Linked DNA regions of Homo sapiens: regions 1, 2 and 4 are each linked to region 3. The links are chromatin loops, found by intact Hi-C in ENCODE. Cell type or tissue: GM12878. All regions are shown on one strand. Links, peaks and the distances in the headings refer to the core of each region. The heading gives the core; the rest is flanking DNA.

Evidence for each region. Peaks named below come from ENCODE experiments on the same cell type or tissue, not always from the same donor. Only the 100,000 strongest peaks of a DNase experiment are listed, where the experiment ranks them.
Region 1: it touches region 3 in a loop (4-fold over the local background); 1 of 110 quality-filtered maps calls a loop at or near these places.
Region 2: it touches region 3 in a loop (2.7-fold over the local background); 1 of 110 quality-filtered maps calls a loop at or near these places.
Region 4: a loop joins it to region 3, with 5 times the contacts of the local background. A loop is called at or near these places in 1 of 110 quality-filtered maps.

Annotation. Positions count from the first base shown.
Region 1 is chr21:24,892,402-24,900,082 of GRCh38, forward strand. All of the region lies in intron 2 of LINC01692 (long intergenic non-protein coding RNA 1692), which reads left to right. Among named protein-coding and RNA genes, the nearest start is that of LINC01692, 56 kb to the left of the region's middle. In GM12878, for the core only: a CTCF peak has its summit at 3,942 (motif pointing right); a DNase peak (open chromatin) is centred at 4,070.
Region 2 is chr21:24,951,793-24,959,473 of GRCh38, forward strand. All of the region lies in intron 2 of LINC01692 (long intergenic non-protein coding RNA 1692), which reads left to right. Among named protein-coding and RNA genes, the nearest start is that of LINC01692, 120 kb to the left of the region's middle. RefSeq lists an enhancer at 3,737-3,786. In GM12878, for the core only: no CTCF peak of the experiment used is centred there; a DNase peak (open chromatin) is centred at 3,959.
Region 3 is chr21:25,173,242-25,180,922 of GRCh38, forward strand. No RefSeq gene overlaps it. Among named protein-coding and RNA genes, the nearest start is that of LINC00158, 250 kb to the right of the region's middle. In GM12878, for the core only: no CTCF peak of the experiment used is centred there; DNase peaks (open chromatin) are centred at 2,951 and 3,540; H3K27ac peaks cover 609 bases.
Region 4 is chr21:25,295,000-25,302,680 of GRCh38, forward strand. No RefSeq gene overlaps it. Among named protein-coding and RNA genes, the nearest start is that of LINC00158, 130 kb to the right of the region's middle. RefSeq lists an enhancer at 3,899-3,948. In GM12878, for the core only: no CTCF peak of the experiment used is centred there; a DNase peak (open chromatin) is centred at 3,872; H3K27ac peaks cover 1,086 bases.

The sequences.
Region 1 (7,681 bases), core at 1,200-6,199, 280 kb before region 3:
TTCTTGCTGCATCCTTACATGGTAGAGAGGGGAGAGCAAGAGCAAACATGTGTCTCTTCTTATAGGGGCACTAATGTTACTAATGAGGGTTCCACCCTCGTAGCCCAATTACGTCTCAAAGGCACCACCTCCCAAAATCATCACATTGGGGTTTATGATTTCAACATTTGATTTTTTGGGGGTGATGCAAACATTCAGCCCATAGGACTTTTCCTATTTCTATTCTTATCAGGCACTATGGCAAGTTGTAGATTTGTAAATCCCCTGTTAATAAAGAGATCTCTCTAACTGAATTCTCACACTTGTGCCTTGGTTTGTTATTTCAAAACACTAAAAATTTTTTGCATTACTTAGTAGCAGATATGTTTCAATCAAAAATACATAGGAAAAATAATAAGACAGTCAACTGTTTTATTTTTCAAAGGTAGGGGAGGCATTTTATTTTATTTTTTAAACTTTCCTAACCCTATTTATTACATAAATAGGAGAATTTATGAATTTCTTATGAAAACAAGACTAGAAGAGACTAAAGTGAAGACATCGAGCCTCCTCACTGGCTGACGTTTATTGTTGAGAAAAGTTTAAGCCCCTTCATATCTTCCACATCTCCCATAACTTCTATTTTGGCATAATGCTAAAAGAGTATTCTATATATTTAAATATAATGAAGGCTATAGTATATTCAAAAGTTGGATTACATTGACTAGTCAATTCAAACAACCATTAATGGTTGTCAGTCAATGTAATCCAACTTTTGAATGTGCTATAGCCTTCATTATATTGCATTAAATGCAGCTTAAACTTCCTGAGCAGTTTAAGCACTTTAAGCTACACTGCTAATCTGTTATAATAGACTAATGCAATGTTCCATTGTTTGTGTTCATTCTGAGTCTGCAAATTTAGTCCTTTCAATTCACTCTTTTTTTAATATTATTTTATTATATTTTTATTTATTTTTTATTTTACTTTAAGCTCTGGGGTACAAGTGCAGAACGTGCAGGTTTATTACATAGGTATACATGTGCCATGGTGGTTTGCGGCACCCATCAACCCATCATCTACATTAGGTATTTCTCCTAATGCTATCCCTCCCCAGCCCCCCACCCACTAACAAGCCCTGGTGTTGATGTTCCCCTCCCTGTGTCCATGTGTTCTAATTGTTCAACTCCCACTTTTGAATGAGAACACATGGTGTTTGGTTTTCTGTTCTTGTGTTAGTTCGCTGAGAATGATGGTTTCCAGCTTCATCCATGTCCCTGCAAAGGACATGAACTCATCCTTTTTTATGGCTGCATAGTATTCCATGGTGTATATGTGCCACATTTTCTTTATCCAGTCTATCACTGATGGGCATTTGGGTTGTTATCAAGTCTTTGATATTGTGAACAGTGCCACAGTAAACATATGTGTGCATGTGTCTTTATAATAGAATTATTTATTTTAATTTGAGATGGAGTCTTGCTCTGCTGCCCAGGCTGGAGCACAGTGGCATGATCTCAGCTCACTGCAACTTTTGCTTCCCAGGTTCAAATAATTCTCCTGCCTCAGCCTTCCAAATAGCTAGGATTACAGGTGCCCACCACCAAAGCCAGCTAATTTTTTGTATTTTTAGTAGAGACAGAACTTCACCATGTTGGCCAGGCTGGTCTCGAACTTCCAGCCTCAGGTGATCCACCCACCTCGGCCTCCCAAAGTTATGATTACAGGCATGAGCCACTGTGCCTGGCCTCAATTCACTCTCTTAACCAGAAAAATCAGTCAAATATTAGATTATTCCACAGTTAAATTATAATTAAAATAATCTGAGCAACTTAATCATCAACATTCTTTTATTTCTTAATATATATATTTTAAATTTCCTAACTAAAATGTATTGATTTAGTATTTTTTAAAAAAGTGTTTTTAGTATTCATATTTTGTACAAGTGCATGGCACATACGTAAATTTAAGAAATATTAAACTTATTAAGATAACAAGAATTTCAAGTACTTATTTTTTATGTTTCCAACACCACTTCTTTTTTTATTTTTTATTTTAAGCTGTTTATCATGTTAGGGCTAATGAGCATGCAGTATAATATGCTTACATATTATTTATGTAATTCTAGAATTACCTATTTTGATGACAATGCTAAATTCTTATGCCTCTTTTTTTTAATTACTACTGATAGCACAGTTAGATTTTCTACTCTCAATTTTATAAAAGTGGAAAAATATAATATTCATTTATATTTTAGGTAAAAATTTGAAAATCTATAATTTTAACAATTATTTTCCATAACCTAAATGTGACTGTATGTTTTGAATATGTATAAACAGTGAATATTTATTTTAATAAATACTGTTTTGCAGTCCATGTAAACCATGCAGAAGCAAATTTATTTGGGACTGATTACAGACTTTAATAGCTCATCTCATGAGGACATAAGCAGATCAAATTAAAGTATTAATAATACTCTGACACAATTGATTTGATACTCCAGGCGAAAATATTATCATGGATCACAGTGCAGGAAAACATGGTATTGGTTATTCTAGGTAAATAAAGGGTAGGAAATTTATTATACTTTTTTTATTTTGACCCCATGAGGTAAGATTTGGTCTTAAATGCTACATGATCATAGCATGAACCCAACAGCTTAGAATTTCTAAGCCATCCTAAAATTGCTTTAGTGACGTTTAGTAAACAAATATTTTTGGATGTTTCTTTTTACCAGGCAATATGCTGGGCATGGGGAATATGAAGATGACAGAAGTACACATTATCCCAGTTTATTAGTTTATGTTTACTGTTTGTTTTATATGTTATGAAAGAAAACAAATGAATAGAAAATTCAAATAAACAGAGAAAACAAATAGTGGGTAATGTGCACATGTTTACTTTAGAAAGGTGACTGGAACTGGCTTTTCTGTGGAAGCAATATTGAATGGGAGATTTAAAAATCAAGAAGAATGGCCAGGTGCAGTGGCTCACACCTATAATACCAGCACTTTGGGAGGCTGAGGCAGGTGGATCACATGAGATCAGGAGTTTGAGACCAGCCTAACCAACAAAACGAAACCTCATCTCTACTAAAAATGCAAAAATTAGCTGGGCTTGGTGGTGAGCACCTGTAATCCCAGCTACTCAGGAGGCTGAGGCGGGAGAATTGCTTAAACCCAGGAAGCGGAAGTTTCAGTGAGCGGAGATGGCACCATTGCACTCCAGCCCTGGGGGCAAGAGCAAAACTCCATCTCAAAAAGAAAAAAAATCAAGAAAAAGATAGTTATAGGAACCACAGGGGGAAGAGCAGTCCAGAAAAGTGTGGTAGCCCTTGGTTAATGTGAAGAAATTAAGAGAAGTTCAGTTTAGCTTCAGAGTATATCACATTGGATGATATCGAAGACAGACATGAATTCATATTTTATTTCAAGTAATAAGCAAACGTTGGCCCTTCATAAACATAAAAGATAAATTGTGCAATTTATATTTTTGAAAAGTCATTCAGTTTGCTGTGTTGATATTGCAGAGTTATATAAAAAGTGGGAAGACCCTTTCCGTGGCTGTAACAGTAAGATAACAGAGCTGATGGTGGCTTTCACTAGGGGAGTGGAGATGAAATTTGTGAGGACTCAGGGAGAACAACTGTGATAGTAATAGTGATTGTAATATATAGTGGCCAAGGGTATTTACAACAGGAATTATAATGTTGCGTAATGGAATCTAGGTTAGACAAAAGAAAAAAGGAATGCCAAAAGATACTAAATCATCATGAAAATAGCATGAGAATAATGGCCTAAAACTTACAATGAAATTAAATAATTGAGATATTGAGATTTTTAAGCAAGTATTATGGAAGATAAGAGGTTGCAGTTGGGAAACAAACTTCTAGAAATAAAATTCCAAAGGTAGCCCAAAATCTGAAGATGATACATCCAGCAGGGGGCTGTCTTAGTCCATTTGAGCTGCTGTAACAAAATGCCTTAGACTGGGTCATTTGTAAACAGCAGAAATGTATTGTTCACATTCTGGTGGCTGGAAAGTGTAAGATCAAGTTGCCAGCAGACACAGTGTCTGTTGAGGGCTTGCTCTCTCCTTCACAGTTGGCACCATCTTGCTGCATCCTCACACGGTGGAAGGGACAAACAGGGTTTCTCAAGCATCTTTTACAAGACCACTAATTCCAGTCATGCCCTCATCACCTCCTAAAGCCTCCACCTCTTAACACTGTCACAATGGCTATTACATTTCAACATAAGAATCTGTGGGGCACACCAACATTCAAACCTTAACAGTGTCCATGGCAGTGGATAGATAGGTAACTTGGAGGGGAAGGAAAGATAAATGATAACAAGACAGACTGAGGCAGTAGAGTGTTAGATAGTTAAGCTCTGCAGAGGTGGAATTCAAAGTGATTAATGACAGGCATTCAGGGAAAGGGGAACAAAGTCTTTAGTGAATTAGATGAAGTTAATAGAAGTTAAAAAATAGAGTCTGGACTTTTAAATATAATTGTTGAGCTTTAAAAGCAATCCAGAAGTTGAAGCTATAAACAAAGCTACAATTATTCATTAAAGTACTATAAAACAAAGCAATCTTCTCATCTCAAATGTAGAGATAATTATATTTGATTTGAAATTACATAAATTGAATTTCAACCTTAGCATGATAAAGCCCTTTGAGAGTCTTAGAAAGAAGCTGCTACATATATACAACTTATTACCATTAGAAAAGCAACTTGACCCTGAAATCTGTGCTTGGAATGCATTTTATTTTTCTAATTTATTATTTTAAGAGCAGTTGTAATACAAAATACAATTCCGTTTAAATAGATATATAGTATAGTATGACTTCAGATTTGTTTATTGTGCTTTATTATATAAGTAAAAGAAAAAATAATGTTTTCCTTAACAAAGCAATAAATTTATTGTGCAAAGGCAAAGATTGCTTCAGTTTGAATTTCTTGCCAAACCAGATAATTAGAACATACAAACAAGGGCTGATTTTTTTTCGCAGAATATAAAGACTGATATAAGGAGACATGCATTATTGGAAAGGCAATTATACATCAAGAGTTTGTCCAAAAGAGAAGATGCATCTGGCGTTTCTAATTTGATATATGAGTAATCTGAGATTGAATTTATCACAGAAAAACCTGTAATCATAGGACCTTTAGAAAGATCAAATTATGGGTGATCAGAAAGCATTAGCATCACCTGTGAATCAGGAATGCTTCTGCTCTAAGGAAAAGCCTCTTGATTCAAAACTTTTTCAATTTTTTTACCCCAGTTTTTTCTTACCACAGTTTCCATCAGTCTGGCACAAGAAATCTTTGGCTTAAAAAACAAATAGCAGGATAAGAAAATCTTAAAGTGCAAACTCTAAACACAATGCATAAATAAAGTTCGATATATTTAAAATATTTTTAATTTTCTTTGAGTTCCCTCCTAAATACTGGCTATATTTCTTTGGGTTCCTTCCTAAATGTGAGTATCAGCTAACATTATAAAACAAAACATGTAATTAAAAATTTGGTTTCATTGCTAATTATCCATTCCTAGAATTCTAGGCTGAAAGACAGTGCTTAGTTTTAATATTCGAGTAAGGTATTTCTAAAAAACATTATGCATCTGGAACAGTGGTTTCTAAAGTCCAGGGTTATTTCCACAGACTTACATTCTTAGCAGAGAAGTTTAGTTATTTATTGACATGGTAAATTATTGAGCTCTGAATTTTTGTTTCCTCTTCTCTGTGGAGGTAGATGAAGTTAGATGAAGCAAAAGATGATTTCTACCACTCTGTATTCTTTGGATTCCAGTGATGTAACTTAACTCAAAAACTTATAAAAGCAAATGAAGTCCATTGTACAAATGTGCAATGGAAATATTAAGACTTTGGTTGAAAGTTTGATTAAAATAAAACTGACATCATATAATTCTAACAGTGCTATCGAAGCCATGCATCTGATAGCATTGCTGCTTTAATTCATAATTTATAAGAATGAGGAAGAGCTGGCTAACATGTCTGCATCTGTCAACCTTAATGTGTTATGATTACTAAAAATCTGTAATTAAGTGAAGAACTGCTAGTCTTTTTTTGTGTTTGCGGACAGATCTTAAACAAATAAAATTCTATGGAAGTGATTTGACAGAGCCTAGGAAAGAGGAGGAATGCTATAGCATTAAGAGCTCATCCTCTGAGTTAGATAAACTATGTGTTCGTTCTGTCTTTCCCACTTATAGGGGTGTAATTTTCAGAAATTCAGCTGGTTCCCCTAAGCCTCATATTTGTTTGTAAAATATTATTATTAAATGAATAGAGTTTTGATAATTAAGTACATGTTATATATAAAACACTTAATGACCTTCATGTAGTTGACCTCAGTATATTACATGTACATATACATAATACATGTATGCATATGTGTGTTTATATGTATACTTGTAAATGTTTTCTTATTATTAGATAGATACTCAAAATGGATTTTGCTCAGAGAATTTACATCACAAATATTATTGTACTCTATAGCTTCTTCCATTAAAAAGGCATGTGCAAAATTCAAGTTCATAAAACCATTTCTTAAGTAGCAGGAAAATCACCATCTCCACTATATTCTATTTTAAAATTTTCAGAAAAATCAGTTGACATTAAGATGGTGTATTAGTCTGTTTTTACACAGAGCTGCCTGAAACTGGGTAATTTATAAAGAAAAAAGGTTTAATTAACTCACAGTTTCACATGGATGGGGAGGCCTCAGGAAACTTACAATCATGGCAGAAGGTGAAGCAGGCACATATTACAGGGTGGCAGGTGAGAGAGAGAGAGAGAGAGAGACGGAAAGAGAGAGAGAGAGACAGACAGAGAGACAGACAGACAGAGAGACAGACAGAGAGACAGAAAGAGGAAACCACTGCTGATGAAACCATCAGATCTCATGAGAACTCACTCACTCTCACAAGAACAGCATGGGGGGAAACCACCTCCATGATCCAAACATCCCCCACAGGTCCCTCCCGAGACAGGTGGAGACTACAGTTTAGATGGCAATTCAAGATGAAATTTGGGGTGTGGACACAGCCAAACCATATCAGATGGTAAAAGAGATTTCATTTGCCATGTAAATACATCACAAATGTAATCTTCTACCTTTTTGTGTCTACTTTGCTGCATGTCATTCACTCATTTATCTATCCCTTGGTCACTACAAAATATAGAAGTGCCTACTAAACCACATTGAATTACTCTCAGTGTGATTTTTAAAATATGCTCTAATATTGCTTTAATCAGACTGTCTCAATAACCATAGCAGCTCATTGTACAGCTGTTAGATAAAAAGAGTTTTACTTAATTGCCTTGAAGTTTACTTGATTTTGGAACTGTACATATCTGAGTCACTGATAATGTTCTAGAAATGGTTTCTGCAAATTTGCAGATTAACAGACCGTTTCTATGGATTACTTATGTTTGAGTTCTGTAAATCTAATTTAAATAAGTAGCTGTTTTCCTCGATGAGCAATTTTATAAAGAAGCAACTATTAATGGGGATCTGTTTATGGATTATTTAATGTCACTATGAAGTTTTAAATTTTTTTCTTGGAGAACAGAAACACCAAATCTTAACAACAAACCAAATAAACAAACTTCTCAAACACTTAAATTAGAAAATAAAATTAGATAAGCATAATAAAATTAGAAAAATGTG
Region 2 (7,681 bases), core at 1,861-6,860, 220 kb before region 3:
AAATACTTTTAGCACTGATATTATTAAAATGAATTAAATGGGAAGTCATATTAAATAGTTTGATGAGGGTTGAAGTTCCAAATTTCTGAAAATGATGCTTTTACTCACTCATACTCACCTTCTTCAGAGACTTTGCTGCTGTTAGTGACCTAGTAAGATATGCTCTCACCTCTGGTAGGTGGAGAATCGCCTGTGTAGGTGGCAGGATTAAAAGATTTATTATCACTTTTTCACCTTCTTCCTGTTAATCTAGTTCTTCTTAGGCCCTTCTCCTGATGGTCTCACTTTTGGCTATGTTTCAACATCCAAGAACTGTTGATGTTTTATTGTCACTTTCTTTAGAAATGTGGAAATGTGTCCTGAAATGAGAACTTTATTACACTTGATATGGAAGTTACAATGTTGCTTACACCTTTAATGTGTAAAGCTCTGAATTCTTGTTCTTGTTTTGTTTTTTGCTAGATTATCTTTCACAGACTGGATTATAATCTGTGGCTTTTCTAACACAAATAAGGCCTGCTCATATATCAAGATATTTCCTAATTGTTTCTGTAAATACATCAGCAATCATTTAATTGACACCTAGTAATGGTCATTTCAAATGAATGTTAATTTATTATGTCATCTTTCTCAAAATGTTCAAATCAATACTATAATCAATATTTTATTGACCAAATGTGCCATATTAGTGAACAAATCCAGAAGTCTAGATCTGATTATTATAGTTACTTTCTTAGAATACAATTCAGACTTTGATACAAAAGCTATAGCCCTTGAACAAATCACATTTCTTAGTTTTGTTAAAGACACTGGTTGTTACCATCGATTAAAAATATTATTTTATTAAGATTTTCTCTGAAAGCAATGAATAAGATACACTAGCTATCATGAAGTTTACAATCTAGTGTGAAGTATTAGAAAAGGACTAGTGAGATCCAGGCAAGGACAGAGTAAGAGAGAAGATATAAACATCAGAAAAATAATAAACATGAAATTTTCAAAGCATGGTGAAATTGACATCAATGTCTTTGACGGAGAAAAGTAGACTTTTAAGTTTTTCTTCATTAGTTCTCTAATATTCCACTCATGTTTAGGGCACCAGTTATTGGATTCTTGCATCTTATGCAGTGAAACTGTCTTTTAAAATTAATACTGTAGCTCTATAGTTTACTAGCTATTCATTGTGTGTATAAGTAGTGCAGGAGAAATGAATGTAGAATGAAGCTAGGCTAGTTTTTCCTCTTACCCGTTTAATAAACAAATGTTGGGGAAAATATGGTCAAATATGAAAACTGTAGTGAATGAAAGATATTGAACCCAGGAACATGATATGCAAAAAATATGTAAGAATAGGGTTTCATAGAAAATATTTTACCCATTTCCATTCTCCTATCTGAAACATAGTAAGTATGTATTAGGAAATTTAGCCTTTCATTAAAAGCTTATGTTGGAATTTTGTTCAACTTAGCCAAGCATGTCTAATTAGCATTCCCGAAAGTTGATTGGTGCGGTGTAGTAGTTAGAGTTGCCTGCTGCAGAGTCTATCTCTAACTGTCTCAGACAGCTTCAATCCTGGCTATTCCATACATATGCTGACTAAGTGTTTGGGATTCAACTCTAGAAATTTATCAACTTTTTATTTTGTAGATTTCAGGTAGAAATACAGGTCAATAGTTTAAGATGTTAGTTGGCACTTTTATATTTTAAGGCCAATGAATATATAGTTCTTTTAATGTCCTCCAATTTACTTCCAATTTATTTTTACTTATACATTCCAGAGCCATATAAAAAATATCCTAACCTTTTACTCTTTTTTTTAAAGTATTATTTGTTTGATATTGCCCAGATGGCAAAGAGTTTTAAGCAATTTTTCACATGTTTTTGCCTACATTTTCAAATGATGTGTCAAAATGACAGAAATTTTGATGGCACTTTATTGTACTGTGATATATTACACTTAATGTTTCTATTTTCACTTAAAATTAATGATGCACATTGAAGCCCACACATTCTCTTTTAGCTAATTCATAATTTCATTCAATTTGGGGTTTTTAATTAATAAGTCTTTTTTACTTAAGCTTATTTCTTCACTTTTTAAATGATTTTATTTACGATTTGAGAAATGATGACTTCGGACCTGATATATTTATTTGGGTCAATGTCATTGGTATTTTCTATTAAAAAAGCATATTTTAATAGGCAATGTTTTCATATTTACTATTTGTGACTATAATTTAAATTTCAAATTCTTATCAAAATATTCTAGTTTGTGATAATCTCATCAATATGTAGCATGATTAATTTGCTACGTATATTCATTTCTGCATTTTATTATGGGTTTTTTGGTTACATATTTCTTTAGTCACCTCCAAATATTTAATATTATGCTTACCTAAATTTTTAAATCAGCTTTGTTCAGCCATAATTTTAGAATAAAATGTACCAATTTTTGGTATAAAATTCAACATATGTATGGTCAGTAATACTAGCAAAATAGCTTCGTCACCCCCAAAATTGTACTACTTAGCTCTTTCCTGTCAATTAGCTTTCCCTACCTCCCTGAAACTGGCAAACTCTATTCTTTCTAAAATAATAGTTTTGCCTTGTAAAAAATATTTTTACATAAACAAAACCATATAGTTTGCAGCCATTTGTGTTTCACTTCTTTCACTTCCTATAATGCTTTTGAAATTTAACCATGTTGATATTTATATTTGTTCATCTCTTTTTATCACTGGTAACATTCCATTGAATGGTAGCTTAGCCCGTTTGGGCTGCTATAAAAAAAATACTCTAAACTGGCTTGCTTATAAACAAGAGAAGTTTATTTCTCACTGTTCTAGGGCTGGAAATCCAAGATCAAGGTGTCTGCAGATTGGTGTCTACTAAGGGCTCACTTCCTAAACAGCTGCTTTTTCACTATAACCTCACATGGTTGAAGATGTAAGGATCTCCCTAGACCCTGTTTTACAAGGGCACTAATCCCATTCACAAGAGCTCTGCCTAAACACCTAGTAACCTCCCGATGGATCAGTTTCCTAATACCATCACCTTGGGAGTGAGGATTTCAACATATGAATCTTAGGGACACATGAACATTAAGATAATAGCAGGTTAGGGCCCGGCACGGTGCTCACGCCTGTAATCCCAGCACTTTGGGAGGGTGGATCACAAGGCGGGTGGATCACGAGGTGGGTGGATCATGAGATCAGGAGATCAAGACCATCCTGGCCAACATAGTGAAACCCCGTCTCTACTAAAAATACAAAAAATTAGCTGGGCATTGTGTCGCGTGCCTGTAATCCCAGCTACTTGGGAGACTGAGGCAGGGGAATCACTTGAACCTGGGAAGCAGAGATTACAGTGAGCCAAGATTGCGCCACTGCACTCCAGCCTGGGCGACAGAGCGAGACTCCATCTCAAAAAAAAAAAAAAAAAGAAGATAATAGCAGGTTAGTTCACTACAATTTGTCTAGCCATTCATCAGCTGAAGAACACTGTTTTCTTTCCTATTTGATCATATTAAAATATACCCCAACAGACAGGCAAGATGAACTCTTCATGGCTAACATGAGGCACAACCAAACAGAATCAAAGGGTCATGGCAGGGTGAGGAGCTGGTCACATATCCCTGTGTTACTCAGTACTGTCACGAAATTTTCTTTCCTGTAATTAAGCAGAAACCAGTTCCTAAAGAGCCTTGTCAAAACAACTACAGCTAGAGTGTCCCCTCTGACCCTCACAAGCTCAGCTGACACCTGGAACCTCCTAATTGAAAGACTTGTAGTTTCTATTGAAAGACTATCCAACCCAGGCTTTGCCCCTTATCCTACTGTTTCCCCTCCGGTTCTGCAGTCCCATCACAAATTCTGATTAGACAGGGTATTGGTCCTTCAAACATTCTTTCCTGATACACAACCACAAACCTCAAGCCAGTTTCGGCCGCCTTACACAGGATGTACACAAAATGCTTTGAACTCTGTAGTTCACCTTTTAATGTAGTCAGCTAAACTCCCCCTCATTTTAATACTAAAACTCAACCACAAAGTGAACATAGAGTGTATGTTACATATCTGTTTACCCATTGTGCATGTGCCTGACTTCCCTCATAAATATACATAGATTTTCCCCAAACCCGCTGAAAACGTATGACCCAATTATGCAAAACAGACCATGTAAGGCATAAACATCAGCCTCACCCTACCCTCTTTAGAGAACACATTTCACTTACACTGAAGGCTTTGCTTCCCCAGTTTGCAGATTTTTTTTTAATATAGAAATTAAAGCTACTCCTTTTCCCTCTGCAAATCTCATGACTTTTGTTAACATTTCTTTGGGGACAACGATGGGATCAGAAGTGGCCCCCAAGCTCCTTCCCAGCCACATCTGGAACAACACCTGATGCCTACAAGAGTCCCTTGAACTCAGTTATCTTCTGGCTGCTTTCTAGGATTTAAGATCTCCCATTTTTAGGTTGAAGCCTTGAAAACTTTTCTTCAGGAAGCCAGTTCATTAGGCTCTATCAGCCCTGTGGGGTCCACTCACATTTTGTAGGGTACACTTGCAATTTGTGGGTACACTCGTGCTTCCTGGGGTGTGCTCACATTTCAGGTTTTGCTGTAATGCTCACACTAAGGGTATCAGAAGGGACACCTTTGTCAGGTCCCTGCAATGAGTAATCCATGTCCCGAGGGGATGGTCTCTGACCAGCTGCCTTCAGGTACCCAGGTAAGCTTTACATTTAAAAACTATAGGGAAAATTCCTGCACCTTAAGGCTTTGGATAAACTCAACCTGAGAAAGTTTAAAGCCATGCCAAGACATTTTCTGGGACTCTGATTGGTAACATGTTTAAACATTATAGGGATCATTCAAACCACCTGTTGTTTTAAAACTAGAATAAAAGATTGCTGCTATAAAATTTTACATTTTAAACAAGATATGCTTATCGCATTGATATCTTGAGGCTAGGAAACAAAGAACCATTCAGGACTCAAAGACTGCCTTGCTACAAAATACTGTCTCAAAGCTAACTAAAACTTTTTTTCCTTTCCAGAGCTCCCCCTCCTTCTTTTGACAATTCTGTCTCTTTATCTTTCTGTGAGCTAAACTCTCTTTATCCAAAACTCCTCACTATTCTGACATACTATTTAGAAAAAACACTTAAAAACCCACAAAGATATAATTCCCATGTAAAGACCCCCTTCTTATGCTCAACAGAATGGCAACATTCTTACCTTAAGGGCAAAGAATTGAGTCCAAAATCTGCTGCATAGACTTTGTTAAAATAAATTTTATTTATATATATATATATATATATATATTTGTTCTCTTTACATAATTCAGTTAGATTTTCACAGTTAACTATTATTTGTCCAATTCAGTATATTGATAACTGCCTCAAATTGTTTTACCCAAAAGTAACCTGTTAGTAGTAGCTCAGTAGTAGCCTATAAAAGCCCTGCTAATATTTGTTGGTTTTTCCTTTCTGTGTTTCATCTGAATAATTTACATTTCTATGTATTTATATTTATTGATATTTTATTCTACAGTTTCTAATCTTCTGTTAATATCTTCCAATGTATTTTTTATTTCAGATAGTGTATTTTATCTCTAAAAATTCAATTTAATTCTTTTCACATCTTACTACTCATTATTTTTATACATTTTAAAAATATGAATTATACATCTAATAGATGTTTTAGTGTTCTTTTCTGCTAATTCTATAATACCTTACATTTGAAAGCCTATTTCTGTTTATTGATTTTTCTCTGTTATGGATTATATTTTTCTACTTCCTTTCATGCCTGTCAATTTTTGTTTGGGTGTTGGGCATGGTAGAATTTATGTTTTTGTTTTCTGAATGTTTTTTGTAGTCCTTTAAATATTGTCGGGCTTTGCATTAGATCACAGTTAAGATACCTGGGACCAGTTGGATCCTTTTCAACAACTGCTTCTAAGTTAGAATTGTTAATTTGTTAGGATGATCAAAAAAATCACTCAGTATAGAACTCTTCTGAGGAGTTACAAGCATTATTTCTCTTCAATACTTGTTTTCTTCACCTAAGACAATGCTGTCTCATGCAGGCAAATTTCAGTATTGGGATAAAAAGAAGAGGTTTTCCTCATTGCAAATATCCAGGGCTGTCAATCTCTCTACTCTCCAAATTTTTTCTTATAAATTTTAACTACCTTGGTCTTCTGAACTCCAAATGTCTCCTCAACTCAGCAGGACCACTAATCTCTGTTCAGTTCTCTGTGTTTTGTATTTAAGCGTAGGAACTCTATTAAAGCAGTAAGCTGAGGCAATGATGGGGCTTAACTCATTTGTTTTCTCTTATTCAGGAATCACTTTCCTGTACTGCATATTTCCGTTGTTCAATATAAAAACAAAAATGAAAGCATAACAACAAAAACCGTTGTTTCATATATTTTGTTTGGTTTTCTATTATTTTAAGATTGGAAAATAAATCTGGTTTTCTTCACTGTAAGCAAAAGTCAGATTTTTTTAAAACTTATTAAAAATATTTATTTCTCTAATTCCAAATTTGTTATAGAGTTGTTTCATTTCTATTCATACCGAGAGTCTGAATATCCTAAAGGTTAAGACACCAAATCGCCTGGGTGTAAATCTCTGCTTTGACAATTACCTCTTAGGTGACCTTGAAAAGCCTCCTTGGCCAGGCTCATGCCTATAATCTCAGCACTTTGGCAGGCCAAGATGGGTGGATCAACTGAGGTCAGGAGTTCAAGACCAGCCTGGCCAACATGGTAAAACCCTGTCTCTACTAAAAAAAATAACAGAAATTAGCTGGGTGTGGCAGTATGCACCTGTAGTCCCAGCTACTGGGGAGGCTGAGGCAGGAGAATTGCTTTTACCTGGGAGGTGGAGGTTGCAGTGAGCCGAGATCATGCCTCTGCACTCCAGCCTGGGCAATAGAGTGAGACCCTGTCTTAAAAAAGAAAAAAAAAAAAAAAAACAAAGAAAAGAAAAGGCTTCTTAATACCTTTGTGTCTCAATTTCCCCACAAGAATAGCTCTTCATAGAGTTGTTGAAGGGATTAAGTTAGTTAATATAGAAAAAGCACTAAAAGCCATTTCTATCATATATTAAGATATTATTATCTCTAGTTCTGCTATCTAGTCATGTACTTATACATAAAGAAATTAGAAGGCTGGGCACGGTGGCTCAAGCCTGTAATCCCAGCACTTTGAGAGGCCCAGACGGGCGGATCACCTGAGGTCAGGAGTTCCAGACCAGCCTGACCAACATGGACAAACCCTGTCTCTACTAAAAATACAGAATTAGCCAGGCATGGTGGCACATGCCTGTAATCCCAGTTACTTGGGAAGCTGTGGCAGGAGAATGGCTTGAACCTGGGAGGCGGAGATTGCAGTGAGCCAAGATCGCGCCGTTGCACTCCAGCCTGGGCAACAAGAGCGAAACTCCGTCTCAAAAAAAAAAGAAAGAAATTAGAACCAATTTTTAGTACCATCATATTTGTGGACACATTTTATATTTTACTTTGTCATTTTTACGTTCATTTTAATACATTCCTTTGTTATTTTAAATATGAAGAGGCTCACTAATCTTATGCCTCTATTTTCATAACATTTGAATTCATTACATACATAACATCTAAGGAAACCAACTTATACATTTGACCTCAATGAATCCTCAT
Region 3 (7,681 bases), core at 1,136-6,135:
AACTGGACATTTTCAGGGTTCAAATAACCATGAGAAGACAAAATTGGCCCTAACTGAAAGCTTAAGCATTATGAATTTTGGTCATGTTCACTTACTATCTGCAAATGAAACACATAGATATTAAAACCTACCTAGTCACATAAATGGAGAAAATAATACAATACCATAACTATAGAGAAGAAACAACAAAGAGGTGCTTTATAATGCTTCAATATGCAAATGCACATTTTTAAGAAAATACTAGTGAATAATATTTATTCTCTACATAGGACATGGTGAGCACGGCATCTACAGACTTAATAAATCATGGTTTATAAATGATTTTGATTCCACAAGGAACACCGCCTCTGGGAACATAACTTTTCAAAATGGTAAGAAATTCTTGAGTAAACTTCTTAATTATACCATATACACTCTTTGTCAAGTACCACAGTTGTTTCAATGCTGGAAATTTCAGGGCATATGAAAATGACACAAGTAAACAAAAAAAATGCTTTGTTTATATTTAAAACAAAAAGGTCACTTATTTATAATTAGGTTTAGCATCCCCTTCCCTGTCACTTACGTGTATATCAGGCAGGACATTTGAAAGTTACATGAAACCTGGGCAAGTTCTTCACTGTACCAGTCTCTACAAGGGTTTTGAAAGATGTATCATCTCTGGTCCATTCTTGTTAATAAAGCTGATAGCCCAACACCTCAAATGTGACAACTAAAAGCACTACATTTCTAAAATATTCCATAGGGAGCGTTGAAGTGAACTAAATATGGCCTAAGAAGGACTCCGTACTTCTGTAGTTGAGTCCTTTTGGAGGAACTGCAACCTAGCTTAATAGGTAGATAAGACTGAAAACCTAATTTAGGAGTATGTGTTTGTAACAATAGCTGAGACTTGGCCAATTCCAGTGGCGATATTTCAACCATTCATACACTGCTGAGTGTTCAAACTGTGTTCGAATAAGGCAAACGCCAACCTGTAACCAATCCAGCTGCTCTGTACCTCACTTCCAATTCCTATATGGCATTTCCCTTTTTTTGTCTGTAATTCTTCTTCCACCATGTGGCTGTGCTGAAGTCTCTGTGAATCTGCTGTGAATCTGCTGTGGGCTGCCTGATTCACGAATCATTGGTTGCTCAATTAAACTCCTTTAAATTTAATTCACCTGCAGTTTTTCTTTTATCAGGAGAAACTCCAATGCTGATTTAGAACAGAAAATAGAAGCATGGAGCTTTCTAAGGAAACAGAGAACAAATAACCAGAATGATAGGAGGGGGAAAAAAAAATCCCTAAATTTAGTACAACTATTTTTTTTTTTTTTTTTTTTGAGACAGAGTTTCGCTCTGTTGCTCAGGCTAGAGTGCAGTGGTGCGATCTCAGCTCAGTGCAACCTCCACTTCCCGGATTCAAGCTATTCTCCTGCCTCAGCCTCCTGAGTACCTGGAACTACAGGTGCCCACCATCATGCCTGGCTAATTTTTGTATTTTTAGTAGAGACAGGGTTTCACCATGTTGGCCAGACTGGTCTCGAACTCCTGACCTCAGGTAATCCACTGGCCTCAGCCTCCCAAAGTGCAACTATCTCATTTTTTATCTGACACCTAAGCAGCGCTTAACAGCACTAAATCTGGCAACATGTTGATCATGGAGTTACTACGGAGGGGAATCCAAAGTCATCTTCAAACCAAAACCTTCCAGGAAAATAAGTTTATAAGTTATAAGTTGTCAGTATGACGACATTGAAAATGTTTCCCTTGGCGAAGAGAGTGTTAGTAGGAACACAGGACTGATTTCTGGGAGCTGAAGAATGATAATGCAAACACAAGTTCCAGCGATCGGCCAGATGCAAGCACAGGTTTATTAACTTAATTTGATGTTTGTTTTGTAGGCTGCTTTGTTTCATGCCTTAGATGAGAAAGACTTGAACATGTATAAATGAAGCAAGGCATGAGTGGACAGAGAGAAGTTAAATATGCAGAAGACAGTTAAGTGTTTTTTTACCTGACAAAGAGGAAGACGGAGGAAACCTTTTCACAGTGGGATTTGCTCCATGCTGCCCAAGGGAAAATCTGATTTACATGTAGATGCAAGTAAGTTCTTGGTTTTGGCACCAGGAGACTCAGAGGTTGTCTTCCATAGGCTGGCATTTCTCCAGTGATGTCAGAGAGGCTGGGATCAAAGGGAACCAGACAGGAAGTGGAAGGATCTGAAATATAAAAAGAGAGCACGTTTGAAGTAGTTGCGGTGCGGTGGATAATGGGAAAAGCTGCACAGACAAATTTTATTTTTAAAATGGGGGGTAGATAGCTATCTAAACTGATAAGTAGCATTTATTAGAAGATTTTTATACATGTTGAATATTGAAGATAAGTGTTCTGAAAAACATACAGTTCCAGTAAAGGAACATAAAATAATATTTCCTGACAACTTTGAGGGAAAGATTGGTTAATGCCACAGGAATTGCTCGGATTTTGGAGAAGAACATGGACTACAACAGAGGGCCATTTTCTGTGTGTAAAACAAAATGCTGCTTGCTTGCTTGCTTTTTTTCTTTCTTTTTTTTTTCTTTTTTTGAGACCAACTCTTGCTCTGTGGCCCAGGCTGGAGTGCAATGGTGCAATTTCGGCTCACTGCAATCTCTACCTCCTGGGTTTAAGTGATTCTTCTGCCTCAGGCTCCTGAGTAGCTGGGACTATAGGTGTGTGTAACACTCCCAACTAATTTTTGTATTTTTAGTATAGGTGGAGTTTCACCATGTTTGCCAGGCTGGTCTCAAAATCCTGACCTCAAATGATCCACCCACCTCAACCTCCCAAAGTGCTGGGATGACAAGTGTGAGCCACCTCTCTCGGTCACTTCTTGCTTTCAAAGCAAGAACTTAGCACCTGCTTTAAACCTACACACTGTATATTCAGTCAGGTAATAAGTCACTAATAAGGTTTAGTTCTTCTATTTGTACCTATCATTGTAAGTTGTTTCAAGATGCCCTCAAAAAGAGAAGGAAAATACTCAGACCACTTTGCAAGAGGTCGAGTTTTAGGAGTTCAACACAAAGTTAACCAAATGGACTCCATCATGTTTGCAAAAGACTTTCCAGTATTAATAAAATATAACATCATTATAAGTAAAGATTCCTACTGGGATGATATCAGGAACACAGAGAGGCTACCTCTTTGTTTTGTTGCAGAAATGAGGGAGGAAATCAAGAGGAGGAAAGGAATTATATCCCAGTGCCATCTGAAGGGTGATTATTTCAAGGCTTCTGAAATAATTCAAGAGCTTAAGTACTTCCTCCTTTTTGGAAACCTGAGTAGTTGTAGTTTAAACCTTCATTCTTTCCCTAATAGAGATGAGGAATTAGTAGCTCTGGAAAATTGGATTTAAGAAACATTTAGATACCTATTTGGTGCTGTGGGGACACTAAAATGAAAAGCCACAAAACAGCTCACCAGCAAGCTCTAGAGAATGACTCATTTGTATGTAGTTGGGATACAAAACAGGGATCACAGCATAGGGGCTGAAAGCCCTTGACTCATATCTAGAATTTAATTCTGGTCTTATGATTTATTAACCGTGTCACTAACTTTGCATAAGTTACTCTTCCAGGCTTTAGTTCTCTTTTCTGTCAGTACATGTGAGAAACTACAAAGTGTCTATAATGATGCTTATCACGCATGAAATGAGTAACAAATGGAAAATGGAAGCTATTGTTAAGTGATGTGGAGGTCAATTTAAACTGAAAGATGTTAAAGTATAGAGAAAAAGGCCTTTATTTTCCCCAACGCACACTTTTATTTCAGGCCAGATTCAAAATCCAAAGTCATCTTCAAACCAAAACCTTCCAGGAAAATAAGTTTATAAGTTATAAGTTGTCACTATGACCACATTGAAAATGTTTCCCTTGGCGAAGGTCATCTGTGGAGAGAGGCTTTCATTTTGGGAGCTACATATATTAGATTTTGCTATCAGAAAATTCCCCACCTCCAAACATCTAAATTACATCAGCTATAATCTGATTACTCTTGAATTTACTTCAACAGCACCAAAAATCATGTTCTATCTTTAGGGCTTATATCACTGCCATGACAAATACCACTGAAAATAATAATAATTGTTCCTCTGGGCTTCGCAACCCTCTTACAACAGCTGTTTTTGGGTTAATGACCCAATATGAAACATTCCATTCTAAATAAACCCATAAAAATACATTTACCACCTCAGCAAACCTTTAAAATGCATGGGCCCTGATTTAAAACACCAAAATAAAGAGTAAAGTTTAGTTTTCTTTAACCTCTAACTTAATAACCCTGAGTATATCTGGAGTATATTTTACATAGCTTCTAATTTTATCAAGTTTTATGTAAAACCTAAGCAACTTATAACAAATCATCACTCCTTCTTTGTCGTCCTATACTCTTAGTTGATGTTAAGAAAAGCACAAAATTTGTGGGGGTTGAGTCAAATTAAGATCGTATACAACTAATGGATCTATTACATATTATAAAAATTATCTTTAAAGCCTCTTGCTACAGACAGGAATTATAACCCTCATTTTATTCCAGAGACCTAAGGTCCCAGAAGCAGTGAATGACAGAGCTAGAATGTAGGTCTGATTCCTTTAGACTTTTCACTTCCCCCAGTCCCTCTCCCAGTCAGGAAATATAAGGGCCCACCAGCCCCAGTATTTCTCTGCTAGGATTTTTAAAAAAATAGATTTCATTGATTTTTTTAAAAATCTATGAAAGAACAAGATGTCTCAGAAAAAACAGGATTCACTCTACCTTTGACCTACCCTCCTTCAAGGCTCTCTCGTCCAGCGTTCATATGCTCCCACCCCCAGAATGGGAGAAAACAGCAGTATCTTTGAATCTGTTAATAATATTCATAGCTGCCATTCCTGACATATGTGGAAGCCAGAATATGTCTATAATAAGTATAGCAAATTGCATAATAATATATATGTATAATATCAATTTTGGAAGAAAAAGTGTGTGTATTATTTGTACAAGCATAGTTTAAAGTGTAGTTTCTGCAGAAAAAATAAAATTTGCGATGGGAGAAGACCTTAGTTTTTTACTTTATGCAATTCAAGCATAAGTTGTTTTTATAAGAAATGCATATCACTTTCATAATAAAAGAAAAATAACCAAAAGAAGTAATGGTGTAAAAATCTGTATCGTGGCTATCTTTGGGGGGAATGAGAGATTGGAGTAATATTTGAGAAGGGTCATGAGGAGAGCTTGTGTGGGTAATATTGATATTTTAATTTTTTCTTTTTCTTTTTTTCTTCAGAGACAGGGTCTCAGCCTGACACCCAAGCTGGAGTGCAGTGGTGGGCTCATCACTAATTGCAGCCTCTATCTCTGGGGCTCAAGCCATCCTCTCACCTCAGCCACCCAGAGTAGCTAAGACCACAGGCATGTGCCACCACGCTCAGCTAATTTTATTTTATTTTATTTTTTAGAGACAGGGTCTCACCATATTGCCCAGGCTGGTCTAGAACTCCTAGGCCCAAGAGATTCTGCCCCCTTGGCCGTCCAAAATGCCAGGATTACAGACATGAGCCACCGTGCCTGGCCAATATTTTAACTTTTGATCTAGGTAGTGGTTACTTGGCTCATTGGTTCATAATACTTTTTTGATTTTCACATCTTTCTTTTGTATCATTTTAATCAAACTGCTTTTAAAAAGAGTCACCAAAATCAATTACCAACATGTTCAGGTTAATTATACGTTTGGATTTTACTCCTGTTTCCCAGTGTAATTGTTGATAATGCTGACTTGTGCTCCCTAAAGTTTTCTCATTTGGACAATAAATTACATGGTTTTCTATAAGTAGCCTACAAGCATTGTAGTATTTTTAAAGCTGAAATAAACCTTAGAGGTCAACTAGGGCCCAGTGGTTTCCAAAATGTTGCCAAGAAAGCATTCTGAAATGTGTGGTAAGGTTTTTGGTTGTCCCAATGCCTAGAAAGACTATGGGTATTTAGCATAGGGTAGCCAATGGTGCTTATTTCTCTACAGTATGATAGAACTACACAAAGGAATGTGATCTTAGTCTTGTTTTAAAGAAAAAAAAAACCCTGAAATCCAAAATGTTAACTGAATTGCCTAAGAGCACATTCTTAATAAAGAGTAGATCCCATGACTAAAACCTTAGGTTCTTGCCTTATCTACCAGCCTTCTTAGGCACTACGCCAAAACCAAAAAGCTGTTGCTCCATCTTTCCTTTCTTCCTTCCCTTTTGTCTTCATCCTTTTCTCATTTGACTTTCAAACTAAAAATGTGGGTTTTTTAACCTACAAAATAAAGGCAATACCTTTCAACTTTTACTTATAAGTGGTAGAAGATTCAATTTAGCATCAGAAAGCAGGGAATTGTTTATTAGCCAGCTGCAATAAGTAATTTGGGGGTAAATCATTCTGAAATACATATTAAAGTCATAAAATTGCATTTCTTCTCACCCTTCTCTTCTCCCTCCAGGTTTTCCTCCCTCACCATGAAGTTCAGTTGCCTATCCCCCAGAATACAGGATACAACATCTGTGGTGGCTTCTACTGAGATTTATTTTCTACATTTTCATTAAAATAGCAACTGAATTGACTCAATAAAATGTTGCTTATCCTAATAAAGCCCTTTAGAGCCTTGCAAATTTGCATTTAATACTCTTTAGTGTCATTACAGCATTAATAATCTGTGCCTAAAGAGCAATAAAAAAAAAAAACCTTTATACTTTGTATTTAATAGAGGTAGCTTCATAACCCTTCATTTTCATGTGACTCGGATCTTAACGTACCTTAAATGGAATCTCTGACTTAGGCTGAGTAAATCTGAGACTTCTTATAATCTATTGGTCCTCCCTGTATTTCCCAGTCATGAAAAATAACACAGATACATTGCAAGCACCACAGTATGAGCCTTAAGCATCTCCTTAAGAATTAATGATTTCTGATTTACTCAAAGTCTTCTCATTGCTAATGGATCTGAGACAGGAAGAGAATAAAAAGAAATGGAGGTGGAGAAGTAAGGGTAATAAGTTTGCACAAATCATCTGCTTCTTGTGGAGAAATTTTTCACTGCTAACAACTGTACTGAAGGCATTGTGCAGTTAGCTGGAAGGCGTGAAAATAAACTGATAAACAGGAGACCAGCAGGTATGATCTAGGGGACTCACATGTCCCAATGTTTTTATTTATTTTTCCTTCAAGTCATTGCCAAAAAATCACATCCAGCAACAATTTGTGTCTTTTTTGGTATCTGAACACAATCTGATGGGAGAATCATTTTTATTTTTCCATTGTGTTCGAGATCCATTTTGAAAAAAAAAATCAATGAGAGAAGGTGAAAGAGTATTGGAAACTGAGAGATCCACTAGTGGAAAGACACAGGCTGGGCACCCCGCATTTTCCAGGAAGTGCATCTGCTGTGCTACGGTAATAGTTCTTTTGAGCCCTGTCTGGGCTCAAACTACTATTTAATGTTCAGAGCCTCGGGTTTGCTCTGAGCTCAAGTATGATTATAACAATTTTAAAGCTCAATGAAAATAGAGATGAATGAAATGAAAATGAAATGAAAAGCTGTAGAATATCATGCAGCACAGCAGCCTAACGCATCTGGCATAGAAACAAACCAAGAATGTCTTATTTTTCAAAGGGAGAGAAATAAAAAAAAAAAACTAAAAAA
Region 4 (7,681 bases), core at 1,743-6,742, 120 kb after region 3:
AAAATTATTAGCCTTTCTGCTGTATGCTTATAAATGAAGCATAGCACAACATAATAGCTAGATTGACCACAATTAGGTCCCTGAATTAAAGGCAAGAAATAAGACATTTTGACAGCTCTGGAACATTGCATTTCATGGGGTTCAGTGCACAGCTAGGTAACACAGGTCTTCCTGTAATTGCAGTACAATGGGAAAATTCAGTGCTTAATTGCCTTCAGATTTTCTCATGTGATGGATATAAAAATCAAGTGCCAGCATTGTCTCCCTGCCATTAAGTGAAACACAACTAAAAACATTTTGGAGTTTAACTGTCCTAAACCAGAATAAGAGTACATGTTGGGCTTCTTTCTCAGGCATAGTTTCTGTAACTATATACCTGTTTTTTCACAAATATAGAAAAAAATACTTTAAGAGTCCTGGTTGACAAAATGCTTTTAAAAATATTTTAAGAGCCCTGGCTTACGTCATCAGTAATATCCTCCCTTTCTCATATTAAAACAGTGCATCCAAAGTCTGCCATTTCCTTAGCAAGGCTGGGAAAATAATCTTTAACAATGTGCCAAGATGAAAAGAAGTGTGGTTATTTTTGTTACTTCTTTCACCAGAAGAAAAAGGAGAAGAAAGAGGAGGAGGATGAAAATGAGGAGGAGTAGGAAAATGCTGCATTTTGTAGCAAATTGTAAATGTTATATTTACAAACCACATATCACTTTATATTCCGGGATAGAGAGCAGTTGTCGCTGAGGGATTTCTGGAAATATGGGCTAAATCCCAAGAGTGGCTCTGGAAAATACTGGGAAGACAGCAGATGAAAATTACTACTGTGAGGAGAATGTAAATGACACTGTGAAAATGCCAGATGTAGACAGACATATCCTCTACTGAAGAGCATCTGCCTGGGGAGAAGACAGGGAGCTTCATTTGAGCACAGTGAGGCAGCTATAAGCACTCATAGCCACTTCTCCTTCCAGCTGGCCTTACTGAGAAAAACTCAAGACTGAACTCCACTGAACCATCTGCATCCACCCAAATGAATAGCAGGAAGACTAACTCCATGCAGGAGCCCCTGGGCTTTCATGGTCCACATTCATAAATCCCAAGGATTCAGAGCAGCATTCTTTAATGTAATGGAGAAAATACTATTCTCAAACATACTCAACAATAATGTTGTAAAACATATGGCTAATGAATGCATTGTCCTGATTATCTACAGGAACTTGTAAGACTGTTCTTCAGGTAGCCTTGGACAGACCCAGTTCTCCCCATTTTCTCACTTGCAGTTCTCAAGAATAACCATAGAATGTGCAAGGAATGCAACATCTTGAGGTAGAAAGGAACTGGCCAGAACATCCTGGGCTCTGTTCCAGTCCCCTACCCTTGAACAGGATGTCCTTCGATGCCTTATCACAGCAAGTCACGTGACCCTGAAGTGTATAATCCTGCAAAGGGAGCTTTTCAGGCTTCCTCATGTGCAATGCAAGCAGGGCATATGTACTCAAGACTCCACCCATCCCAGGCAGCTTTCCTGAGCCTTGAGCGACTGACTCTCAATGAGTCCTTGGTTTCTGTTATCCCTTGCTGCCCATCTGTAAGTAATAAACTGGCTTCATGCATCTTGTTGCATATAAGAACGTTTTGTCTCACTGGACTCGAACAAGTTGTTAGCCAGTGCACAGTGGACCTGCTTCACAGAATGCGAAGAGTCCAAGGCTTGGGGGTGATGTTTAGGTTGTAACAAAGCCACAAAGCACAGGTGATTGTCCATGGCAATAAAGACTATGTCTTAACATTTTACAGCTGTTACAGACATAAATTGGAAGAGAATCTATATCTGACCCTTTAAGGGGCACCTATGTGAAGTCATTTGCTGCTGAGGGCAGCTTTATACTTTAACCAAAAAGTCAAAGAAAATTCATCATTTCCTTTTGATTTCTGGAGCCAACATCGTTCTCCTACTCAGATGCTCTTCCCAGAAGACATCATCTGTAACTTGTGATCTGTGAACTGTACGTGACAGGCAAACTGAATTCTCTTTAGAATTATCTCTTTTCAGACGGGAAGATCAGTAATGACCAAATGAGTACCGGTTTGTTGCAAGAAGCACCCTGCTACCTCACCCTAATGATTAAATTTGTAATTTTTCCTTGTCTGTGGCCACTAACTATTCATAATTCTGAACCATATTTTTAGAATAATTTCTATAGTGGAATTATTTTATTGCCAGTTGTTGTTTTGTTGATTTTGGCCCACAGAAGCAGATCATAGTGGAAGAGAGAATGCCACCTGAGGCAGGACCCAGTCCAAGACAAACTAGAATGTTTACTTAAGACCTGGCATAAACTAGAATGTTTACTTAAAACACTCCATTATTTTTTGTTTGTTTTTTGTTTGTTTTTGAGATTGAGTCTCACCCTGTCAAGAAACGACAGATGCTGGCAAGGTTGAGGAGAAATAGGAAAGCTTTTACACTGTTGGTGGGAGTGTAAATTAGTTCAACCATTGTGGAAGACAATGTGGTGATTCCTCAAAGATTTAGAACCAGAAATACCACTTGACCCAGCAATCCCATTATTGGGTATATATCCAAAGGAATATAAATCATTCCATTATAAAGACACATGCACGCATATGTTCATTGCAGCACTACTCACAATAGCAAAGACATGGAATCAATCCAAATGCCCATCAGTGATAGACTGGATAAAGAAAATATGGTACATATACACAATGGAATACTATGCAGCCATAAAAAGGACCAAGATCATGTCTTTTGCAGGGACATGGATGAAGCTAGAAGCCACTATCCTCAGCAAACTAACACAGGAACAGAAAGCCGAACACCACATGTTCTCACTTATAAGTGGGAGCTGAACAATGAGAACATATGGACACAAGGAGGGGAACACCACACACTGGGGCCTATCAGGGAAGCAGGGATAAAAGCATTAGAGAAAAGAATGAAATGCATGCTGGGCTTAATACCTAGGTGATGAGTTGATAGGTGCAGCAAACCACCATGCCACATGTTTACCTGCGTAACAAACCTGCACATCTTGTACATGTACCCCCGAACTTTAAAAAAGTAAAGTAAAATAAAATAAAACACTCCATTAGCATGGAATTCAACAAGCTGAGGATTTTCAAGAGACAATTATAATACAAAAGAGATGGAAAAGCTATGTTGTATCTCTACTGTTCAGTAATCACCAGAGGCACCCAAAGACAGAAGCTGATCCCTCACTATGACGCTTAAAATGGTCCACAACTCAACCCTCTAGTCACTCCTGACATGAACATTAGCCAGACCAGTCTTTGCACAATTCCTCAAGTTCCCCTGTGGTAGGATGGCAACTACTTATTCCCCACTCCTGATTTTGCCTTCCACATGAAGGGAACTTTTCTAGCTACAAGAAGCCTAGCCTTTCCTCACCCTTTTACTCATTCCGTTTCCTTACAATAAGGAATAATGTATTGATTGCTGAGATTAGAAGGAGTAATCAGTGAGCCACAGTCCAGCTCCTTTCTGCTACCTGCAGAACACATACTTTTTCCTCTTTTATCCCATACCTTAAATTTCAAAGGGCCCTGCCCCTATGTGAAGTGGTAGTGGAGTGGACTGGGATGGAGTGGGAACACTTATCTTTGCTGACTCATTTGGGGATTTTAGTTTTAGAAAACCCTTGACCACACAAGGGACATTTTGTTCCTCTGTGCCTTACTGCTGTCTTACTTTTCAGTTGGGTCAGAACACACAGAAGAAGTAGGGATGCTATTTTGAGGTCACCTCAAAGACCACAGGACTATATTTGTTCACAACTTCTTGTTCCAGGAGTTTCTGCCATCTGGAAGGTACTTCCTCATTCTTTTCACCTTTTCCAAATGTATGCACCATTCAAGCTATTTTTCAAGTCTTAACTTCAACCACAAAATGTTCCACAAAGCAGCTGTGATATTTAAATAATGTAATATGTGTGAAAGCATTGTGTCTGGGGCAGTAGGTATATACTAGGTGTGACTTTTCTTTTTCCTTCTTAGTCACTCAAGTCTATGTTAATCTTCACCATACACTGCTGGTTTGAGTACCAAGAGGTGCAAATATCTAGAAATCAGTGAGATGTTATATCTAAAGAGCCATAAAATTAACCATGCCCTTTGAGCCAAAGTTCCACTTCTGAGAATGTATGCTGACTTAAAGCTGAAACTGGCAAATATTTATACCCCAAGATATATGTTATATTGTGATCAATAAGAATGACTAAGTAAATTGTGGCATCGACATATAATGGATTATTTCGCAACATTTAAGATTACACTAGCAAGTTTCTAAAGATAACACAAAGTATTTCTATACTTCTGCATGATCTTACCTCAGTGGTAATCATTCCCTCTCCTGAAAAATAATAAGAGCTTTATTTTTCACTCTCTTTTCTGTGTCATTCTTCAACATTATACTTTAAGAGGATTTTTTCACTATTTTCTATCATGATAATCATCATCGTTATCATCTGAAAACACAAAACCATATGTGCTGATTTTACAGGTGTTGCAGTATGAGGATATTCTCTGGAAGTTTACAATACAAAATATGCAACCACATCACACAGTAAAAACTCAATATGTATTCGTGAAGTAGTTGAGTGAATGACCTGGACTAATGTATGTATTAATAATAAAGGTACAGGTATCAAGTTCATATGTATGTACTACCTGAGTAAATAAATGAATGATTAGTGAATCATCTCTACTGTCTAATTATATATCAATCATTCATTTTGTTTTTCACTTTATTCCAGGAGATGCTAATTGCCTGTCCATTTCCCCAGTACTTCTCATATGTTCATTTTTGAAACAGGAAATAACCACTCACGATGCCCTCGGCAACATTGACTCTAAAGTATGAAATAGAACACAATTTCAAAATGAAGCACGATGCCCTCGGCAACATTGACTCTAAAGTATGAAATAGAACACAATTTCAAAATGAAGCAGGCAATTAGGAAAGTACCAGGTTATGACCATAAATAACATTCATTCTCCCACTTCAGTATAGCTGCACCACACCATTAATATACACAAAGTGCAAAAAGTGTTCTCTCCTTATTGCTTCCTGCAATTGGATCTGATGGATCATTTACCTTCAAAAACTTTATGTAAGTCTGTTCTCAAGTCAAGGTTTTAGATAACCAGTTTTTTTCTTTTTTTAGACAGAGTTCACATAGACAAAATAATCGCCCCCAAGTAGCTAAGTCTCAGATGTATTATGAGACAGATATTAAGAAACTAACGTATAAGTATTAAAATACTGAATAAGTGAATCAAATTTGCCATGAATCTCCCTGTTTAAAAAATGTCAACACTTTTATGATTCACTTTAACTGTAGTGGTATCAAGTTGGCATTCCTCTTAGATGCTCTTACTCCTCTCTCATATTACTGTAAGTGACTGATGATATGTATCAAGAATCAGACCATGTTGTTAAAAACACACACACAAGTACGATAATAAATTTTATCTTTTTGTAACTGTGAAATACTATTTTTTAATCTTTTTTTGTTTTTTGTTTTTTGTTTTGAGACAGAGTCTTGCTCTGTTCCCTAGGCTGGAGTGCAATGGCATAGTCTTGGCTCCCTGCAACCTCCGCCTCCTGGGTCTATTTTTTAATCTTACTTGAACCTCGTTATGTTATTAACCTCCCTTTCAAATCTAAGAAAGTATCTTTAAAATGGTATATTGACCATGAACAATATGCAAATGCTAAGGCCTATATGATGTTGTCTGGAGTCCCCTGCTGTCATGCAGATGTCACAGTGATTGGCTTCCTGCTCCCAGGTCAGATTTGCTCTACCCTGAGGCTAATCTGTCCTTGTTACTTCACACACTGTCCTGTGTAGAACCACATTCTTCATTAACATCTAATTTCCTAGAAAATTTTTTTTCCGATAAAGAGCACTTCCTGGAAGATCGGGGCACCCGAATGAGCCGGCATTTTCTACATCTTCAGGGCTTTGTAAAGCTTAAGATAACTGACAAATAGCCTTAAATGTTTGTTGCTGAATTACAAGAAAATTTAGTGTGCATGAAGAACGGTTTCCAGATTTTAATCCATGCATTAATCCATTAAAACACCTTCGACTTCTGAGGCCCCTTTAAAATATGAGGAGCTGACTGAGAATTGTGAATTGCATGCATATTCTAAACTTTAAAAAAGCTATTGACAAGATTTTCTTGGTGGATAATTTTTCCATGACTGCATCATTCTTTCCAAAGCAGAAACATGTTTAGGTTAGCATTTTTAATACTAAGTATTAGACCCTGAACATTTTATTTGTACCATTTATATGGTATTCTGGACTTACTGTGTCTTTGAGGAATTTGTGCTTCAAGAAGAGTGGGCTGAAACAGAAAAATATCACCTTCGAAATAAGACTGATACTAACCAAATTCATGGAAGGATATGTAAGCCAGATGCCAACTTGATCATTTGCATTGAGAATTTCAACTACTAAGGAAAGCAAATTCTCATATCCACTATGTAGTATATTGTTTACCTGTGTGCATAAATATCTACCCTGAAAGACAAACTGTTATCAAAAGATTGCTTGGTGAGTATGGACACAGAGAAATTAGAATGAGCTGTGTGATCTTTATGTTGATTTCCTCAGGCATTGACCACCAAATGTAACTTTTCATAGGCAGATTCTTGGGTTTTTGAGTCAGAGTCTTCTTTCTGACTCAAATATTAGAGGCATACTGAAAAGTTATTATTGTGTTTTACTTTCAAAATCAGTTCTCGATTTTCTTTCAAATAGAGAATAATGCAATGTATTAAATTTTGGGTATTTTTAATTTGTTGGTTTGGTTGAGGTTTAATTTTTATAGATCTTCTCAGACTAAATACATTCTTGATGTACCTTGAAACACTGTATCTTTTTATTAGTAATTATTTTGGAATTTTTCTATAGATGGTTGAATTTTTGTATTGTATCAGTAGTTCTTAATTGATTTTATATCTCAGATACCCTTGAAGATATAATAAAATTACAGATCATTTTCCCAGAAAAACAAATATAGTAAATGCATACAAAATTTTGCATACTCCTTAAGTGTTTGATAGGGATACAAAAGTTAATTCATGTACTGCACATTTGTCGAACTTGAGCTACTTTATCTGTCCAGACCATATCATACTTATACTTCCTATTTTCAGAATGAGACAAAATTTTAGAGACACAAAAAGGCAAACATGCAACTCAACTTTTACATAATTTGCCAAATGCAGTGCCAGGCCAATGCCTGGATGTCATCTGAAGGCAGCAGATTCGGTCAGAGAAGGTGCCAGGCCTAAGCTGCAGAGCTGGCTTTGAGGATGGGGGTGAGCAAGCAACAGAGGATTTTATCTGCAATTGGTCTTAATCCTCTGAATAAAGCATAAGTTTTGGTCTTGATAACTCATGTACCTTAGGGATCTATGGACCAGGAAGGGCAGATTTCACTCAATTTTATATAAAAATAGAAGCAAACAGATGTAATCTCCAAACAGAGTTCCTATTAAAGACAGTCAGTAGACAGTATATGTTCTCTTTCCCTGTTGTAGTAATACAGCCTGTTTTTGGAAAGAACACAAAAAACTTGATTCACTTTGTTTAGGAAAAATAAGCAATAGTTACATCCCATTTTCTTC